Linked DNA regions of Homo sapiens: region 2 is linked to region 1. Evidence: read pairs that join two places in POLR2A ChIA-PET (ENCODE). Cell type or tissue: OCI-LY7. All regions are shown on one strand. Region 1 has its middle 92 kb from the start of USP44. Region 2 overlaps HAL (histidine ammonia-lyase).

Region 1 (5,000 bases):
GACAGGAGAATTGCTTGAACCTGGGAGGCGGAGTTTGCACTGAGCCGAGATCACGCCATTGCACTCCAGCCTGGGCAACAGAGCAAGACTCTGTCTCAAAAAAAAAAAAAAAAAAAAAAAATTAAAAATTAGCCAGGTGTGGTGGTGCATGTCTACAGTCCCAGCTACTCTGGAGGCTGAGGTAGAAGGATCCCTTGAGCTCAGGAGTCTTTGAGGTTGCAGTGAGTTATGATCATGCCACTGCACTCCAGTCTGGATGACAGAGTGAGACCCTGACTCTAAAATAATAACAACAATAGTGAAGGAAGGGAGAAGACTAAAAAGACTAACAAAAGAAGTTGCTTCAAGTTTTCTTAAGGCAAGAAAAAAAAATCATTAAGAAGTGTTCCTGAGGCCAGGCACAGTGGCTTACGCCTGTAATCCCAACACTTTGGGAGGCTGAGGTGGGTGGATCACTTGAGGTGAGGAGTTTAAGACCAGTCTGGCCAACATGGTGAAACCCCATCTCTACTAAAAATACAAAGATTAGCGGGCCATGGTGGCAGGCACCTGTAATTCCAGCTACTCAGAGGGCTGAGGCAGGGGAATCACTTGAACCTGGGAGGTGAAGGTTGCAGTGAGCTGAGATCATGCCACTGCACTCCAGCCTGGTCAACAGAGCGAGACTCTGTCAAAAAAAAAAAAAAAAAAGGCAGGGCACAGTGGCTCATGCCTATAATCCCAGCACTTTGGGCGCCAAGGCAGGCGGATCATGAGGTCAGGAGATCGAGACCATCCTGGCTAACACAGTGAAACCCCGTCTCTACTAAAAATACAAAAAAATTAGCCAGGCATGGTGGCGGGCACCTGCAGTCCCAGCTACTCAGGAGGCTGAGGCAGGAGAATGGCATGAACCCAGCAGGTGGAGCTTGCAGTGAGCCGAGATCACGCCACTGCACTCCAGCCTGGGTGACAGAGCAAGACTCCGTCTCAAAAAAAAAAAAAAAAAAAAGAAAAAAAATTGTCCCTGAGGCCAGGCGTGGTGGCTCACACCTGTAATCCCAGTACCTTGGGAGGCTGAGGTGGGAGGATCACTTAAAGCCAGGAGTTTGAGACCAGCCTGGGCAATATAGTGAGACTGTCTTTATTTTATTTTTTATTATTTTTTTTTTTGGGAGATGGAGTCTCGCTCTGTTGCCCAGGTTGGAGTGCAGTGCCACCATCTCGGCTCACTGTGACCTCCGCCTTCTTGGTTCATGTGATTCTCCTGCATCAGCCTCCCAAGTAGCTGGGATTACAGGCATGCGCCAACACACCTGGCTAATATTTTTGTATTTTTAGTAGAGACAGGGTTTCACCATGTTGGCCAGGCTGGCCTCAAACTCCTGACCTCAAGTGATTGGCCCACCTCGGCCTCCCAAAGTGCTGGGATTATAGGCGTGAGCCACCATGCCCGGCCAAGACTCTGTCTTAAAAAAAAAAAAAAAAAAACTTAAATTAGCTGGGCATGGTGTTGTGCACCTGTAGTCCCTCCTACTGGGGAGGCTGAAGTGGGAGGATGGCTTGAGCCCTGGAGCTCAAAGCTGCAGTAAGCAGTGATAGCATCACTGCACTCCAGCCTGGGCAACAGAGTGAGACTCCAGAAGGAGGAGGAGGAGCAGGAGGAAGAGGGGAAGGCAGAAAATAAGGGGAAGGGAGAAGAAGGGGGAAGGAAGGGGGAGAAGAAGGGGGAAGGAAGGAGAAGAAGAAGGGGGAAGGAAGGAGAAGAAGAAGGGGCAAGGAAGGAGAAGAAGGAGGAAGGAAGGAGAGGAAGGAGAGGAAGGAGGAGAAGGAGGAAGAAGAAGAGGAGGAGGAGGGGGAGGAAAGGAGGAAGAAAGGAGGAGGGGGAAGAAGAGGAGGAGAAGAAGGAGGGGAAGGAGGGGGAGGAGGGGGAGGAGGGGGAGGAGGGGGGAAGAACAGAAGAGAAGAGAGAAGAAAGAATAAGAAGTAGTGTTCCTGAGCATCTAAAACTCGTACAAGTTTAGGCTACTAGTCCTAGAAGTCCAAAGCACTGACCTTGCTAACACAGCAGAGATCATTATTACACCCTACAAAGAGAAGACATTTCTTTATGGCACCACAGATTAGCACTTAATTCCTTCCATACAGAATGCAAGTGTCCTCATGCCAACAGTTGGGAATGAAAAATTAAGGGGTGGAAAAGGAGAAAAGACTAATACAATTCAAACACTAGCCAAGAGAGGCCTGACTGGGGAAATAACGCAAACAAGAAATAATGTGGTGCCCTGGAAGAAATGCTATCAGTAAGTTACAAGTCAGCATTGAGGAAGCCCCGAATGAGACTGTGGAAGACATTCTAGAGAAGACGATCTGAACTAGGTCTAGCATCAGCTTCCCAGCTTTTGAATCTCACTAGGCAAGGGGGACAGAGCTCCCTGTTGTGGTTTATAACAACTGTGATAACAGACACCCAGACTCCCCTGCAATCCAAATACTGTTGTCACTGAGGGCTGCTTTATATGAGTTATCTTCACAATTTTATGGTAACCTCTGAGGCGGGTGCTATTATTATTATTATTCCCATTCTACACATAAGGAAGGGAAGCTCAGGTAAGTAGGCTGTTGTATCACTGTTAGTAAGAGACGCATCCAAAGTCCAAGCTCAAGTCTGCGCCCCAGAGTCCATGCTCTCAGTCATCACACTGAAACACCTCCTCCTGAGCACATGCTTCCTCGGTCTGCAGAGGCAGCTAATGACCCTGGCTCCCCCTGGATCTCTGTCTTCCTTCAGGATCATTTGCTGGAATGATACAGGAATTGAGGCCTGAGACAATGAATTGAGTTAGGAGCTGTAGGTGACTCCCTACAGCAGCAGTTCCCAACCTTTTTGGCACCAGGAACTGGTTTCATGGAAGACAATTTTTCCATAGACACAAGGCAGGGATGTGTAGGGGGCAATGGGTTGGTGCTGGTTTGGGATGATTCGAGTGTATTACATTTCTTGTGCACTTTATTGCTATTATTATTGCATTGTAATATATAATGAAATAATTATACAACTCACCATAATATAGAATCAGTAGGAGCCCTGAGCTTGTTTTCCTGCAACTAGATGGTCCCATCTGGAGGTGATGGAAGACAGCAACAGATCATCAGGCATTAGATTCTCATAAGGAACGCGCAACCTGGATTCCTCATATGCACAGTTCACAGTAGGGTTCACGCTCCTGTAAGAATCTAATGCCACCACTAATCTAACAGGAGGCGGAGCTCGGGGGTTAATGCAAGTGATGGGGAGTGGCTGTAAATACAGACGAAGCTTAGCTTGCTTGCTGCCACTCACTTCCTGCTGTGTGGTCTGGTTCCTAATGGGGGTTGGGGACCTCTGCCCTACAGCTAGTCACCATCAGCAACAGAAGCTTCATCATCCCCATTCTCTTCTTCCTGCTAAGGCTGAGAAAGGTAAGTGCCCTTCAATTTTTTTTTTTTTTAATCACTGACTGTAGGAAATGCTGTCACCATGGTCCTGTTAGCTGATAGTATACCCTATAGAAGAGGTCTGGGTGGATAAGTGGTACTCCGATTGCCTGAAAAGGAAACCATGCATTTGGATAATGGCCAGTAGGTAACAATGTGCAATGATATAATCGTTGTCATATATAGTCTATTCTCTTCCTTCATACTGTGCAAGCTCTTTGAGGGAGAGGTCCCGTTTGCTTTGTTCACATTGCATCCCCAGGCAGATCACAGTGTCTGGCATATTGTAGGTGCTCAAACAATAGTCATTAAATGAATAATTAGATGATGTCTTCAGATTACACCCAGCTATTTTTTATTTATTCAAACATTTAAGAAACATCTATTGAACAGCCGCTGCAAAAAAAAAAAAAAAAAAAAAAAAAAAAAAAAAACCAGCATAATGGAGCGGTTATGTACGTGTAATCTAGAGCCAGATTGCTTGGGTTCAAACACTGGCCCTGTCACTTACCAGTTGTGTGACCCTGGGCTAGCCAACTAAGCTTTCTGTATTTTAGCATCCCAGTCTCTACGTGGAGAAGATACTAGCACCTACCTCACAAGGTTGTTGGGAAGATAAAGTGGATGAATATACTTAGAACAGTGTCTGGCATATCATCAATACCAGGTGTTTGCTACAGTGATGATAATGACATACCAGGCTGGTCAGGGCACTAAGGACACAGGAGTAAAGAAGTCAGGTAGGTCCCTACATTCATATAACTTAGATTCTAGTAAGAGAAACAAACAACCAACCTATAAACAAAATTTCAAAGATTTGTAAACACTGAGAAGGAAATGATGCTTCACTGCCGTGGAGAAAGCCACACTGAAATGGACTTTAGCATGCAGAGCATTTATCAAGGAGTGTCAATGTCAGTGGAGAGCGGGAGGAGAAACTGGAAGTGAGCAGAGAGAGAAGGTGAGCTGCAAAGCATGCCTAGTGATAGCCTCAGCCAACCCCAGAAGGAAGGCAGAAGTGGAATGACCCTTCAGGGTCATCCCAAGTTGACCTGAGGCAGACAGGCCTTCAGATATCCCACTGGATGCTGGCCACCCTAGGATGGGGCATGGCATTGGGGAAATCTCTCTGTGGCTGAAGCAATTCCTATAGGGGCTGACAGCTGGAGACTGTCTGCCACTGGCCCTCCAGCAGCTGCAGCAGCCAGGTCTCCATTGCAGGAGTATCGGCCACACACTCAGTTTGCAGATAGTGTGAGTGGGAGCTACCTAAAATAAAACAGTCACACCTTAAATATTACCTCTTTGAGGAGGTAATATTTAAGCTGATAACCATATGGTGAGAAGGTGGTAGACTTCCAGATAGATAGATAGATAGATAGATAGATAGATAGATAGGAGAAATAAATAGATGGGAGAAAACACTCTTATTAAAGGGAATAACAAGTGTGATATCCCCAGGTCAGAACAAGCTGGCAGCACTTGAAGTGCAGACAGCAAGAAGACCCATGAGGCCAGAGCATGGCATAAAATGAGGTCTGAAG
Region 2 (5,000 bases), 330 kb before region 1:
ACACCTGGGTAATTTTTAAATTTTTTGTAAAGATGGGGTCTTGCTGTGTTGCCTTGGCTGGTCTCAAACTCTTGGCCTCAAGCGATCCTCCCACCTCACCCCCAAAGTGGTTTTTTTTTTAATGAGACTTTTAAAACATATTCAAAGTGGAGAGAAGAGTACCATGAACTCTCACACCCCACCTTGATTCAACAGCACATTCAATTTATGAAGTACACTATGAACTCTAGTGAGTGCAGACAGGTCACAGTGGGAGAGGATGAAGTTGTGGAATTCACGGTGGACCTGGAAGCAATTTCTCATCTTCTAGTCCAGTATCCCCACCCCGCAATTCATATGGAATTGGAAACCACGAGATGTAAAGCATCTTGATGAAATGCATACAATTATTTAATAGAACTGGGGCTCAAGATGAGGATCAGCTCTTCTTTCTGACTTCCTTCCCTACCCACATGACCCAAACTTGGCCAACAAACCTTTGTTAGAGGATGTGAATGGGGGACATGGCAGATTTTGCTAGTGCAGATGAATGGGCAGCTTCCTGGGTAGGTGTGCAGGTCTGGTAATTATTCAGGTAAATGTCTCAATTCTCCCCTTCTCAGCATTAAAGATATAGTCAAGGGGTTAGAAAACAGGTTAAAATGGCAACTAAATACCAAAGCAACTTCATTCTACCAATAGACAGAGAACAAACCATCTGTTAGTTGGGTGGTGATGGGTGTCAACTTTGGGAAATCCACATTCCTTAAGCATGAAGTCAGACTTTCATAAGCTACCCTCTTGGAATTTCTTGTTTCAGTGCTGGCCATCGAGCTCCTTGCAGCCTGCCAGGGCATAGAGTTTCTACGTCCCCTGAAAACAACCACTCCGCTGGAGAAGGTCTATGACCTGGTGCGCTCTGTTGTAAGGTAAGATCAAACAGGTCTCTGAAAATTACATCAGTTCAGCACTGTGAACCCTGGCAGGGTTTCATGTTTGGCTGATGGGCGGATGTGCTCTCCCTGTAGGCCCTGGATAAAAGATCGCTTCATGGCCCCGGACATCGAGGCAGCCCACAGGCTGCTCCTGGAGCAGAAGGCAAGCTGGCTCCTTGGCTTGTTTCTTAATTTTTAATTGTTACAGGAAAGCAAAGTCGGGGATGGAGAAACATTGCCTTATTCTATTGTTTTCTGGCCATTCCTTGGGAATGAGCAAAAAGGTATTTGAGCAACAACTTGCAGCACCACTAAGAAGCCATATAATAAACACTAAGTGCACCAGGGTGCAGCCAACGGTTGAATATCTAAGGATTAGAAACAGAAATGGATTTTAAATGGAGTTTTGGGACAATATTCATGGGGAAAAAAATAAGATGTCAGGTTCATTGATGCCTCCCCACCCCTGCAAGATGTCCTCTTTGATTCAAAAGTGCGTTCCCTTCTGGGTGATGCTATCACAACTACCACCACTGGGTGCAATGGCTGCGTAGACCTGGAGAGAAAACCAAGGCCCGGGTGTTTACTTCAGAAGACTTTCGGTCTGTCTAGTGCTCTGGTGAGATGCGGGTTTTTCTTTCTTGCATATTTCCACTGGTTACATTGACCGTATACTCAGCTGCCAGGTACAGATGCCCAGCATGCTGGCTTATCTTTTAAATATCGTTTTTGAAGTGCTTTAAACCTTTTGAATAACTTGTGGGTGTTATGTTCCCTAGAATCGCTTGATTTCCTTAAAACAGTTGCTCTGCTCTGGGGCAGTGATTTTTCCCTGTGATTTTCACACCCATTATTTCTAAGCATGCCCTGCACTCTGGATGGGGAAGCTGCTTGCCTGCTGCCAACTTTGGTGCTAGGAGGGAGGTATACGAGAGGTTAGCCTTTAAGAGTATTCATTTGCTAAGGTCATAAAAAATAATAGGAAAGGCTCCTTGGCTGTCAGTGGCAATCAGTTAAAAAGCAGATATAAACCAAAAACAGGGCCTTAATTTCATTCAATTTAAAAAAAAATTTTTTTAGAGATGCGGGTCTTGCTATGTTGCCAAGGCTGGACTCAAACTCCTGGGCTCAAGTGATCCTCCCACTTTGGCTTCTTGAGTAGCTGGGACTACAGGCACATGCCACCATGCCCGTCCAGGGCCTTACTTTGAGATGATGTTATGCTTAAGAAAAAAAAAAAAAAAGAAAAAAGAGGTTGGTGGGTGGGAGGCAAAAGCTAACCAAGGATCTGAGGCAGTGCCTCTCCAACATTAAAGTGGCTATGAATCTGCTGGGCATCTTGTTAAAATGCAGGTGTGGATTCAGTAGGTCTGGGTGAAGGCCAAGATTCTGACTTGTCCCAGGTGATGCTGATACTGCAGGGGCACAGGCCACGCTTTGAGTAGCAGGGTCAAAGGAACAGAGCACCTGTGGCATGGAAATAAGGCAATAGGGAAATACAATTCACTGCCTTTTACCATTTAAGGCTTGCTTTAGAAAACACACAGGTCCAGGCCATGTGTGGTGGCTCACGCCTGTAATCCCAGCACTTTGGGAAGCTGTGGTGGGTGGATCACTTGAGGCCAGAAATTCGAGACCAGCCTGGCCAACATGGTGAAACCCCATCTCTGCTAAAAATACAAAAATTAGCTGGGCCTGGTGGCATGCACCTGTAATCCCAGCTACTCAGGAGGCTGAGGCACAAGAATTGCTTGAACCTGGAAGGTGGAGGTTGCAGTGAGCTGAGATCATGCTACTGCACTCCAGCCTGGGCGACAGAGTGAGACTCTGTCTCACAAAAAAAGAAAAAAAACAAAAAAACAAGAAAAAAACCACATAGGTACTGTTAAGACCCTGGAGCAACTATCCTTCACTCTATCCACACTGAATTCTCTGGGTTTTGTTATTTGCTTGCTTGTTTTGCTTAGGAAAAGTATGCAGCTTAAAATCTTTATGATGACTTTAGAAAGTTTTGGACTTTGTATATTTACAGTCTTTAATGCAACCAAAGACTAATTGACACAGGTCATGTGTCAAATGGCTTAAAATAAAAGCAAGCAAACAGCAGCTGTGTCTGGTCATGTATAGAGTATGTTTTGACTTCGGATGAAGTTGATGTTTAATAGCATGTGGAAACAATGTCGTCAATATTTCAACTTTGTTTTGTCCTTGCTTTTCAGGTTTGGGAAGTAGCTGCTCCATACATTGAAAAATACAGAATGGAGCATATTCCAGAATCAAGACCTCTTTCTCCAACAGCCTTTTCACTGCAATTTCTGCACAAGAAATCCACCAAAATCCCGGAGTCTGAGGACCTTTAATGGGCTTTGTCATGAAGTAGCAGATGAGAGGGCAGTCAGTTTAGCACAAAGCAATACTAGGCTGAAGGAGAGACCTGAGAACTTTCCTAGGTAGATCAATCCATTGTATCATTCAGTTCTTCTAAAGCCTACGTTGGTTAGGCTGATGGCAGTATTATAGTTGCTAAATTCAGCACTGTGTTCCTGTTGTCGTGGTTCAAGACCCACCAGGTATTTTCAGATTATAAAACTTTTCTTTCTTTCTTAACAGTTTCAACAGGCCACTCACTCTTAAGGGTGAGAAGAATAACCACAATTGTATGTGCCTGTTTTTTACTCTTAGCATTAGATGAATTCAAATTTGGAAACAGATTGATAGCAATTTTTTCTAAAAACATTAGACTTTTGTTAACCTTTTTTTTTTTTTTTAAATTTGCTTCAACAAGCTCTCCACCAGTTGACTTTCTTTGGCTAATTTTACTTTGCATGATATGCCTTAATATGCCTTCATAAATAACCATTTTAAGTCATAATTTGTCCTTAAGCTGCTTTTTTCTTCTATTAATTGGATCATAGTAAAGAGTAGTCAATAGGGTCTTCAGCTATTAATTGTAGAGGTGATTAAAACCAACAAGGAGTTTCATGTGCAAAGGAGATAAGGAATGAATATAAAGATTGCTATTTGGGTGGCTCTTATTAAACTGTGTATTTTGTACTTATCACTACACGTATCCCCCAAATGCTTACATGGGAGTTTGAGGTTAGTATTTTCACTTCCTTGGTGTTAGTACTCTATTCACATTCTTATTGTAACCTTCCTCATTTCACAGATAAGGAATCTTTGGGGATTAACCAACCTCCTTTCTGTAATGGTAATCATTAAAATAAGTCCTATTGATAAAGGTCAGATGGAGCCCTAGAGTGTATTACTGCATCTATTTTTTTCCCCGAGAAGATAAAGGACCTTCAGGGATGGCTTAAGTGTATCTGTCCAGATGAAGGATGGGTCACATGACCTCTTGGCTTCCCAAGTCTAAGCTCTGTGACTTTGCACCAGTGTGTGCATATATGTGCAAGGCCCTTCAAGTGGTCTGAAACCGTGGCTCTAAAAACCACAGCTGGTGGAGAGGAGGACAGACACACTTGCCACCTTGCCTACCTAATTGCCATCTAAAATGGGCCGAACAGTGGATTTCACAATAGAGTTTTCACCCTTTAGATTTACAACCTGTCAGGTGGAAACTGAAGTGAAAACTGCTGCACACAGCAATTCAGGGAGCAAAAAATGTGCTGAGGAGACTGTTTACCTAAAGGTTGTTCTTGGTGCTATTCCTTGTCAAAATGTGAACACACACAAATGAGGTTTGTGCATTGTCATCCGTGGGCTGCCATTGAGCCAGTAACCCCCAGTGGTCTCATGGTGCTCTTCGCTCCAGTTTGGGGAATGCTGGATTCTTTCAGCCCCTGCAGCCCTCCAGGTCAAAATGACACTTTGTCACTGAGTTTTCTACACAGCTCTATTAGTAACTGACAGCACACGCCTTCAAGGGAACTTCAAGGGAAACATGGAATAAACTAAGTCTCAATTGCCTTATGGTGTCGCTTTATTCTTAGGTATTTATAGCAAAGTTAAGCGCCTCTAACAGCAGTTAATCAAGCTTCTGAAGGATTCAGTTGACAGATGTCAACCGTTTTAAGAACAATATGCTTGACTCAGTACACTCTTTTTCCCATTGGCTAGCAACAA

What was found. ChIA-PET counts read pairs that join two places held together with the same protein. Peaks named below come from ENCODE experiments on the same cell type or tissue, not always from the same donor. Only the 100,000 strongest peaks of a DNase experiment are listed, where the experiment ranks them.
Region 2: POLR2A ChIA-PET joins it to region 1 with 26 read pairs; 2 of 35 experiments call an interaction of 5 or more read pairs at or near these places.

What each region holds. Positions count from the first base shown.
Region 1 is chr12:95,641,113-95,646,112 of GRCh38, reverse strand. No RefSeq gene overlaps it. Among named protein-coding and RNA genes, the nearest start is that of USP44, 92 kb to the right of the region's middle. In OCI-LY7, no CTCF peak of the experiment used is centred here; no DNase peak of the experiment used is centred here.
Region 2 is chr12:95,972,506-95,977,505 of GRCh38, reverse strand. HAL (histidine ammonia-lyase) reads left to right here. Exons shown (of 21, transcript NM_002108.4): 19 at 800-908; 20 at 1,008-1,077; 21 at 3,134-4,844. The coding sequence ends at 3,274. Among named protein-coding and RNA genes, the nearest start is that of HAL, 21 kb to the left of the region's middle. In OCI-LY7, no CTCF peak of the experiment used is centred here; a DNase peak (open chromatin) is centred at 2,325.